Regions from separate parts of the Homo sapiens genome. Here region 2 is linked to region 1. Evidence: read pairs that join two places in POLR2A ChIA-PET (ENCODE). Cell type or tissue: MCF 10A. All regions are shown on one strand. Each heading gives the region's core, and the rest is flanking DNA. Links, peaks and the distances in the headings are about the cores only. Region 1 overlaps LINC02474 (long intergenic non-protein coding RNA 2474). Region 2 overlaps LOC124904517 (a long non-coding RNA gene).

Region 1 (5,387 bases), core at 223-5,222:
ATTAATGGGTAACATAATGGGTAATCTGGAAGCCTCTTGTGGACTGAATGCTCCTGCCCTGCATGGAAGAGTTCTGGATTACTTTAACTTTCTGCTTCTAAACAAACTGGGGGTAGGTAGAGATGGCTTTGCTGATATTCTTTTACTGGTTCTCTCTGCTGCCTGGGGAGTCTCATGAATCAAAGTCTCAAAGAATTGAACTCTTTTTCCAAAGACTTACATCCAGACCTCTCAACAGAATTATTGAATTAGAACCTTCGTGTTTTAGGAATGGGTAGAGGAAAGGTCAACTATGTTTAGTTTAGCAAAGCTTTCAAAGTGATTCAACACCATCTTTCACTACCATTACACACAAATACACACCCTATATACATATATCACTACTATTTTTATCTTTAAAAACTAAACAAACCACAACTAGAAGCTCCCTGCCAAAAACCCAAGAAGACCTCTCACCCTTCAATTTATACTTCTGTAGAATCCCAGACCTGTGGGGGTAAGAGGGAAGAGAAGCACCACCATGCACCCTGGTGCTGAGCACCTGCAGACCCGATTCTCCACAGCATACCCAGGGCTTGGCCATCCCCTTTGGTCTGGAGGTGCTGCCTGGTGCTTTGTAGCCTCCCAGACTTTTTTCTACAATTGCTCTGAAACTCAGATATTTTTCACCAAAATTGGCTGGACCAATTTTTTTTTTTCATTTTTGAGGGGCTTTTGGATGTTTTGTCCTGGGTTTCCAAGCTGGTGTGTGTGCATGTGTGTGTGTGTGTGAACATCTCTCAGAGAGCCCCTCCCCACACCCACCTGTTCATTGTCACAGTGACGGTGGAATCTGTGCTCTCTAGGAGTGCTATTGCCAGATGAGGTGGAGGGCAGGTGGTAGGTGTTTAGAATGGGCTTCTCTGTTACCAAGACAAGAGCAAGACCTCTAAAACTGTTTTGTTCCTCTACCTTCCCTTTAACTTTCCCTATTACTTCTGGGAGAAAGAGTAGAATTAGATCATAACCAAGATAGTTAAAAGGTGGATCTTCTAGCTAACAGCTTTTGAGTACATGCTACTACATGATAAAAACCTTGTTGAGCACATTATACACATTCTTTGATTGAAACTTTTCAGTGACCACCATCTGAGATAGGGGCTGTTATCCCATTGTACAGAGGAGAAAACTGAGGCTAGGTACATTAATTACCAACAGTCACACATCCAATAAATTGTGAAGTATAGACTTGAACCCAACCTGGGCCTACTGGCAGCTTAGGCACTTTTTAATTAGCATGACACAATGATATAGTTTATAATTTCCAGGGCATTTTCTAATGCATTGTCTTTTGGGTTTGAGGCAGTTTTTGACACTCAAATAGGCTTCTCTCTTACTGAAGAAGGGAAGACAGGAGGAAGGGAAAGAAATCAATATTTGCTGAGCCTGGGTCAGAAGATTTCATTTAAGTCTGTTCATTTAATTATCATGACAATCCTTTAACTTGAGTAATATTATTTCTATTTTTACAAAAGATGGTCCAGAATTTCAGGGGAGGTAACGTCTTAGCTTAAGTGTTCAAGGCAGATCTGTGGCAGAGTTGATCCTGAAACCCTGATCTGCCTCATCCAAAGCCCAGCAGCCCACGTTTCACTTTCATGTGATAAAGGTTTTTATGTAAGCACCGGACATTGATCATTTATCTCTTTGATGTGACATTTCCTGTGGTCCCAGACACTTCTTTGGGATTCTATAGGATGTCAATTCCTGGACCTAGGGAACTAAAATGTATGCCAAGGCAAAGTAAACAGAGGGTATTGTATTTTTGTTTTAAACTGTGAAGATACCACCAGGTATCCACTTGAAACACTGCTGTGGGCCTCAGTAAGTGTTCAGAGGATGGCTCAGGAATCAGGTTGTATTAATATCTCTTTTTTATCAAGACAAAAATGAAAGTCGAATCTGAGCATTCAGTCTCATCTGGAATGTTTTCTTCTTCTCTAAATATTTTAAATCAGAAAGTTTCAAATTCTTTAGTTCATGATGCTATAGTCTCACACACACGTACATACACACACACCCCTACACACAGGGCCCTAAAAAGCAAGGTCATCTCAACGCAAATCCATACCGTCTTTAGAGATCCAATGTGACAGATGTCATGGTGACTCATACCCATGAATCACTTATCTTAGCTCATTGAGGAATGGCATGACACAGCCCACATGACAGGGCCCATTTGTTCTTTTTGGTAAATCCCTAAAATTCTGAACAGCTGCTTTATTCCTTACATGTTCAATCATGATAATAGGAAGAAAAAAAAAGTGACTAGTGTGTATTTTGGCTGGTGGTTAAATAGTGCATCGTAGTCCTTTAGCCCTCCGTCCACTCTTAGAACATATCTTGCTTTTCCAGGTTCAGGGCTTGTTCCTCATCACCTCTTGCCTTTCCCTTGGGCAACATCAATGTCTGTGTGCATAACCCATCTAACACTGGGTTTCACAGGTATTTAAACTCCTCAACTCTGAAGTTCTTCAGCTCCATTTGTACCAGATAAGCAAACCCATAGCTACACCCTCAAAGCTGTCATGAACCAGAATGACTTAACTTCTGAGAGCTTAAAGTCTTTGATAATTTTCTGCTCATACAGCTCTCACATTCCCTTATTCCCTAAAATTATTCTTTGATTGAATCAAGACCTCCATTTTCTCACTCAAAATAACCCAGCCCTTTTCTGGTTTCTTCCTCCATGGTAGATACTATGCCCCATTAGCAATCAAAACTGCTCTTGTCAAGGCCATCTATGACATCCATGTATCCAAACCCAAGGGTCGGTTTTTAGTTGCGACCATACTTGACTTTCACTAGCATTTGTCACTACTGATCTCTCTCTCCTCTTGGAAATATTTTCTTGGTTTCACTTCTAAGACACCACACCTTCTTGATTATTTTCCTATTTACTCGTCAACATCTTTAGTCCCCTTTGCTGGATTTTCTTCTTCTCTCAACCTCTTAATGTCAGAGTGTCCTAGAACGCAGAGCCAGTCCCTCTTCTCTTCATTATCTGTACCCATTCCCTAGATGACAGCATCCAATCTGATGGCTTTAAAATCCATCTATATTCTGAGAACCCCTCAAGTGCAGCTACAGCCTGGATCTCAACCGTGAACTCCAGACTCTAACATCCAACTGCTTAGCCCACATCTCCAATTGGATGTCTAATCAACGTCTTTAACTTAGTAAGTCCAGACTCTAATTCAAGACTTTTGCTAGTCAAAACAGACTCTAAAAAATAAATAGGCCACAATCTCAAGCCACAGATTGAGAAATATATTCATAACACATATATCTGACAAATGATGTGCATTTAGAATATATAAATCACTCATAACTCAGTAATAAAAAGATTAAAATCCAATTAAAATGACAGGCATTCACAAAAGAAAAAAACATGGCCAATAAGTAATGAAAAGTGCTCTACATCATTAATAATGAGGGAAATGCAAGTATTTTCCCACAGCTGGTGTCTTGTCTCTTCATTTTTTAAATAAGTGTTTCACACAGAGCAAGTTTTAAATTTTGGTAAACTCTTGTTTATCTTTTTCAATGTTTTAACTATTTGGTTAGTACTTTTTGTATGCACCATTACACCTAAGAACCCACTTGCAGAATTTTTTGCTTCCTTTTCTGCTATTTGTGAGATCTGCTTGTTTGGAAGTTTTAGGACCTAGAGAGAAAACATTTCCACCAGGGGATACAACAATAATTCCAATAAATTGGAAGATGAGGTTGCCACGTGGCCACTTTAGGATCCTTGTGCCACTGAACCAACAGGCAGAAAAAGAGGTCATCCTACTGGCTGAAAGAACTGGTCCCAATTTACCAAGGGAAACAGGCCACTGCTCACAGCAGAGGCAAGGAGAATTCTCCTGGGTACCTTTTAATACCATTATGCACAGTAGTAAAGGTTAATGAAAAGCTATAGCAAAAAAAAAAAAAAAAAAACAACAACAAAAAGGCAGAAAAAGCAGAACAACAAGTGAGCCCTTAAAGAATGAAGGTTTGGATCACTCTACCAGGTAAAGAACCCCAAACAGCTGAAGTTCTGACTGAGAAAGATGAAAATATAAAATGGATTATGGAAAAATAAAATCATAGATATCAATTGTGAATAGCATTTTAACCATAGATGTCAATTATGAATAGCATCTTAACCAATTATAGAAATGAAGACCGTGGTCACTTTGCATATTTATCTTATTGTATGTACAAGGGACTTCCAAATTTGTGGAAAAATAAAATTAACAAGTAAAAACATAAAATATAAACTTTATTTTTCAATATGAGTTCCGTTAAGTTCAAGTCACTTTTATAAACAATGACATCAGCCATTTGGTTCATTCATAAAGAACTGAGGGTCTTGGGAATTTAACTATGTCAGTGCAATCTTTTTCATATTATCAACTGAAGAAAAATTTTTTTAAGATTAGGAAATCTTAAATAGCTATATACTTTAACTTAAGGTAAAAAGTTTCTTAAGATTAGGAAACAAAAAGAAGTTAGAAGGAACCAAACCAGGACTGTAAGGTGGATGCCTAATGATTTCTCATGGAAAATCTCACAGAATTGCCCTTGTTTGATGAGAAAAATGAGTAGGAACATTGTCATGGTGAAGAAGGACTCTCTGGTGAAACTTTCCTGGGTGTTTTTCTGCTAAAGCTTTGACGGACTTTCTCAAAATACTCTCATAATTAGTAGATGTTATTGTTTTTTGGCCCTCCAGAAAGTCAACGAGTAAAACACCTTGAACATCACCAAAAAACTTTGCCATGACCTTTGCTCATTGCTCATCTGCTTTTGCTGTGACTTGACCATTTCCACCTCTTGGCAGTCATTGCTTTGATTATGCTTTGATTATGTCTTTGGGATCATATTGTAAAGTCATGTTTCATCTCCTGTTACAGTTCTTCAAGGAAATGCTACAGGATCTTGATCCCACTTGTTTAAAATTTCAATTGAAAGTTCTGCTGTTATTTGCAGCTAACCTGGGTACAACAGTTTTGGTACTCATTGAGTGGAAAGTTTGCTCAATTTTAATTTTTCACTCAGAATTGTGTAAGGTGAACCAGCTGTCTACATTGTTGGCTATTGTCAGTGCTGTTAATTGTCAGTCTTCCTCCGTTAGGGCATGAACAAGATTAATTTTTTCCTTCCAAATTGATGTAGATGGTCTGCCGTTGCAGGCTTCATCTTCAACATCATCTTGTTTCTTCTTAAAATAAGTTATCCATTTTTAAACTGCTGATTCATTTGGGGTATTGTCCCAATAAACTTTTTATAAAGCGTCACTAATTTCATCGTTCTTCTACCCAAACTTCATCATAAATTTGATGTTTGTTCTTGCTTCA
Region 2 (5,387 bases), core at 204-5,203, 130 kb after region 1:
TCAATGTATGGTTAAAAAAAAAAGCATTACAGTTCAATGGAAAAATGTGAGATTCTCCACTCTCCATATACAGTAGCATAAAAACTATAAGCATTTTGGAAAAAAAATAGTACAGACATACAAAAAGTAAATTAGAACTGGAAAAAAGTGAATTAACTATTAAAAAGAAAACCACAGAAAAATGAGAAGACAATAGTAGAAATAAGTCATCTAAAACCTCGAGAGGTAAGAACTTTTTCAGAATAGAAGCAATGAAAGGAGTCTCAAAGCAATCTGGTCAATCACAGATTTGAGTCCTTTAACATTGAAAATTACTGTGTGCTTAAAATCTCCACTAAAACATAACCCAAATGAAAAGGGTTTCTCCAACTTCTTCAGAAAAAAACTGCAGCAAGGCAGACTGGCGAAGATTAATATCTTTATTCATCTACACAGCAATTTTACAGTCAAATCCTTTGAGGAGGGCTGGAATCACCGCAAATAAGGAATTTGGCATAGAGTAGCAAACTCACCAAGGAGAGAAAAGAGTTCATGGGAGGGTAGGGGCCAGACTCACGGACTCCTTGCTCAGGCACTGGACTTTTCCTGCTTTTTCTACTTTTTTTTTTTTTTTTTTTTTTTTTTTTTTTTTTTTTTTTGAGACGGAGTCTCGCTCTGTCGCCCAGGCTGGAGTGCAGTGGCGGGATCTCGGCTCACTGCAAGCTCCGCCTCCCGGGTTCACGCCATTCTCCTGCCTCAGCCTCCCAAGCAGCTGGGACTACAGGCGCCCGCCACTACGCCCGGCTAATTTTTTGTATTTTTAGTAGAGACGGGGTTTCACCGTTTTAGCCGGGATGGTCTCGATCTCCTGACCTCGTGATCCGCCCGCCTCGGCCTCCCAGAGTGCTGGGATTACAGGCGTGAGCCACCGCGCCCGGCCGCTTTTTCTACTTTTAATCATCTACCAGTAGCCCCACATGAGTTTCTTTCAGCTGGGAATGATAAACTATTCACCTTCTCCATATAAGAAGGAAGAACCATAGCTCAGGTGGAATTAAGTCTGAGAAAAACGTGAACATATTTTTAGAAAAGACTCGAATTTTAAAGAAGTGGTTATTTGTCCCGAAGAAAGTAGATCTCATTTATCAAGAAGAATTGAAAGAAGAAGCATAGACTGAAAAAATCCACATACAGCTATTCTTTTCCATGTAGGTATTCTAAAATACAATGCTTAAAAACAGGTAAATCAATGACTGATTAAAATCAGAGTGCTAATAATTGTAAAGCAGGAACTTTTATTTAAATCCTCAAAATGTGTTAGCATTTAGTTTGGATAATAAGAAAATGATTATACAATTATTTATTTGTTTATTTATTTATTTATTTATTCATTCATTCATTTTTGAGACAGAGTCTTGCCCTGTCGCCCAGGCTGGAGTCCCCTGGCATGATCTTGGCTCACTGCAACCTCCGCCTCCCAGGTGCAAGCAATTCTCCTGTCTCAGCCTCCCGAGTAGCTGGGACTACAGGTACCCGCCACCACGCCCAGATAATTTTTGTATTTTTAGTAGAGACAGGTTTTCACTGTATCAGTCAGGCTGGTCTCAAACTCCTGACCTCAGGTGATCCAGCTACCTCGGCCTTCCAAAGTGCAGGGATTACAGGAGTGAGCCACTGCAACTGGCCTATAGAAATATTTTGAAGTATTTCGAAGAAAGATACAATATATTCAAGGCATTATTATTTTTGTACATACACACATCTATATATAAATTTTGAGATAGAGTCTAGCTTTGTCACCCAAGCTGTAGTGCAGTGGCACAATCTCGGCTCACTGCAGCCTCCACCTCCCGGGTTCAAGTGACTCTCCTTCCTCAGCCTCCTGAATAGCTGGGACTACAGGCACGTGCCACTGCACCTGGCTAATTTTTGTATTTTTTGTAGAGATGGGGTTTTGCCATGTTGCCCTGGCTCGTCTATGAACTCCTGACCTCAGGTGAGCCACACCCCCTCAGCTTCCCGAAGTGCTGGGATTATAGGCGTGAGCCACTGCGGCGGGCCTACATACATATATGTGTGTGTGTGTGTGTGTGTGTATGTATATATACGTATATGTATCTATAAGTGTGTGTGTATGTATGTGTGTGTGTGTGTATGTGTGTGTGTGTGTACATATATATATATATACATACATATAACCTTGATGCTAATGTTTTCCTATTCTGTGATTACTTTCAAGTTCCTAAATATTGGACTGAGGTTATTTGTGTTTTTAATGCCTGGGCTACATGTAGACACACGTAGGTCATAATAGTCTGTGATGTATGCATTATCCTGGGGGAAGAGTGCAGGGTAACGAGATGAGTTATACAATTCACAGTCTGGTAGATAATGACTGTCAGACAGAGAAAAAAATGTAGCATTCAAAATCAATAATTAGATCATTTCATATTTTTAGAGGGGTCATCTTTTACAGAAAAACAATATAAATTGTTTTCCAACTCACAAAGGACAAAAAAATGAGACCCTTGGGAAATGAATTCTTCACAATGCAGCTCTCTAATTGATCTGTTTGGAATTCTTTCTTGTACCATGTTGATGCATGCTAATTGGGAGGTGTTTCTAAGTAGAATCAGCTTGGATCACAATTGATTGGATGCGGTATAGCTGGCCTGCCAGATCTGGGAGGAAAGTGTGTATGAAAGCTCTAGCTTTACAAGTCCCACTAAGAGAGCATTCATTTGGATGAGGCAGAACACAAATCTAGAGCTCCAGGGATGACACAGCCCTTGGCAACCTTTCAGAAGTGACACACCATGTCTTCATTTACTCCCTCCTTACATCCTTACAGAATGGGGCAATGGATAGTGGTAGAACTTTGCCCACAAGCACTGCCCATTAGGAAGTGGCTTTTCTCAGCCCTATTTTCCATGTTCAAAATATGCCTTATAGAAAGGTGGACTGAATAACCACTGATTTAACACACTAACTCCAGACAGCTGATGGTACACCTACACCATTCTAGCTTTGTCCTGCTGGGCCATGATTTCTTTTTTCTTTTCTTCTCTTCTTTCTTTCCTTCCTTCCTTTTTAAAATTTGTAAAATTTTATTGATTTATGTATTTATTTTTTATAGAGACAGGGTCTTGCCATGTTGCCCAGGCTACTCTCAAACTCCTGGGCTCAAGCAATCTGCCTGCCTCAGCTTCCCAAAGTGCTGAGCTAACAGGCATGCACCACCATGCCCAGCCCCTTCTTTCTTTCCTTCTTCTTCCTCCCTCTCTTTTCGCTGCCTACCTCCCTCCCTTCCTCCCTTCCTTCCTTCCTTCCTTTTCTCCCTTCTCTCTTTCTTTCTTTCCCATTTTAAGAAGTATGTAAAATTCAAAATGTTTCAGGAGGAGGGATTAGATGTACTGCACTTAAATTTATTTTATACCTTACAACAGTATTGCTAATTTGTAAGTACAAACATCCAGTTAAAAAAAAAAGAATGTTTCTCAGGCCAGGCACCTGAAAATAGGGACTAATAAGATCATCATAAAGGAGAAAAAGGAAAAAAGAGGAAAATGACCAGCCAGGCCACATTTTATAGGTCTTGTCTTTTTTTCTTGGATAAAACAGAGGGCCAACCCCTGATTTGGAGGTACTAAGTGCTTTCTCTATTAGACTAACTATGCACCGTTGTTGTCTACAATCTATATTTATTAACTGCAAAAGAGATGTGCCATGAGGATAATTTTGTGTCCCCAGAAATTTAACTGCTGAATTTGGTAGCATCGTAGCCTCATATTAAACAGGCAGTATAGTGCACACCCTCTGCCCCCACCCCAACTCCCTTCTTTATCTGGTATTTTCTTCCAAAAACTATTATTCGGTAATATCCAAAGGACATGTCTTGATATTAAATGTAAATAAGTACTTTCAGAAGCATATAGTGTATTTAATGACATTTAATAAGTTCTGGAATAGAACATTTCTTTGGCATTGTGGCATCATTGAAATGAATGAATGGTGACAAACCGTGACTCTGTGTATAACTGGGTAATTCAGTGTAGAATTGTCTATTTTTTTCCCCAGAGGAATGTGTCGCTTTTGAATCTAAAATTGACTTTAAATTTCCAGTTACTGAGAGTTTTGCTGAGAGACTAGGGTTATGCAGAGATTGTGCAAAACAAGTTTACTATATAAAAAAGATAATTACCTGTTTACCAAGACCCAATTTTGGATTATTTTCATGGGAATTCACTGATTCTTGGGTAGGGGAAGGTGAGATTGTTATAGTTTTAATTAAACTACACATTTACTTTTTCAACAATTGTTTTTAACTGAAAACCTACTATGTGCTGTACAAAGCACAGGAATTGTAGCATAAGTAGCAGAGGAATTTTCCCTCAAAGAACTTGCAAACTAGCAGGTGGCAGACAGTAATAAAAGCTGATACAGAGAAACAAGCAAAGCAGAATGAGCAATTGCGTAAAGCTGAGTCCTGGAAGGCTGCCTGTAGGGGGCAGTATGTGGTCTGGCCTTAAGGACAAACGGAATTTTCACCGGAGAAGACTGTGGCGGGGGCTTTTCAGGAGGAATGAATAGGAAGAGTACAGGAGGCTGTATAGCAGCAGGTGGCTTTGTTTGGTTGGAAAACACTCCAAGTGAAAAGGCATTGTGAAGAATGGAAGAGCTACTGAGAAACCAGCCTATGGAGTTTGGCTGTCTCTCCTAGTCACAAATAAGGAGCTGTTACTGGTTTTTGTCAAAAGAACAGGATGATCACATCTGTGCCTTAGGACACTTTAGATGGGGCAGAACAGGTACAGGGGATGTGGTGGGGGAAGAAATGACTCGATTTCAAACAAATCAAATAAATTACTTTGATGTTTATATGGTGTCTTAGTTCATTTTTTGCTACTTGATACCTGATACTAGGTAACTTATAATGACAAGAAATATATGGTCTCACAATTCTGGAGGCTGGGAAGTCCAAGTTTAAGGGGTCATCTTCTTGCTGTGTCATCCCATGATTGAAATTGTCATCCCATGATGGAAGGCAAATGGGCAAGAGGGAGCAGGATGGGGTGAAACTTGCCCTTTCATACAGCACCAGTCCCACCTCTGAGAGTGCAGCTCTCAGGGCTTAATCACCTCTTAAAGGTCCCACCTCTTAATACTGGTGCAATAGCAACTAAATTTCCACATGAGTTTTGGAGGAGACAAACATTCAAACCATAGCAGATGGATTCAATTCCAGCTTATTAAAGAGTAATGTATGGTGAAGAAATGCAAAAAAAAAAAAAAAAATTAAGAGGTCTGAGGTCTACCCCTAGCTTTGCTACTAATTCATTTTGCGTCAGGATGAGTCACTTTACGTCACTGATCCTTAATGTTCTCATCTGTTTAGGAGAGGGAGGTGT

What was found. ChIA-PET counts read pairs that join two places held together with the same protein. Peaks named below come from ENCODE experiments on the same cell type or tissue, not always from the same donor. Only the 100,000 strongest peaks of a DNase experiment are listed, where the experiment ranks them.
Region 2: POLR2A ChIA-PET joins it to region 1 with 5 read pairs; 1 of 35 experiments calls an interaction of 5 or more read pairs at or near these places.

What each region holds. Positions count from the first base shown.
Region 1 is chr1:221,984,841-221,990,227 of GRCh38, reverse strand. It overlaps LINC02474 (long intergenic non-protein coding RNA 2474), which reads right to left. Exons shown (of 3, transcript NR_149071.1): 3 at 5,264-5,387. Among named protein-coding and RNA genes, the nearest start is that of LINC02257, 9.0 kb to the right of the region's middle. In MCF 10A, for the core only: no CTCF peak of the experiment used is centred there; a DNase peak (open chromatin) is centred at 2,157.
Region 2 is chr1:221,856,349-221,861,735 of GRCh38, reverse strand. All of the region lies in intron 2 of LOC124904517 (a long non-coding RNA gene), which reads right to left. Among named protein-coding and RNA genes, the nearest start is that of LINC01655, 18 kb to the right of the region's middle. RefSeq lists an enhancer at 4,347-5,232. In MCF 10A, for the core only: no CTCF peak of the experiment used is centred there; a DNase peak (open chromatin) is centred at 2,785.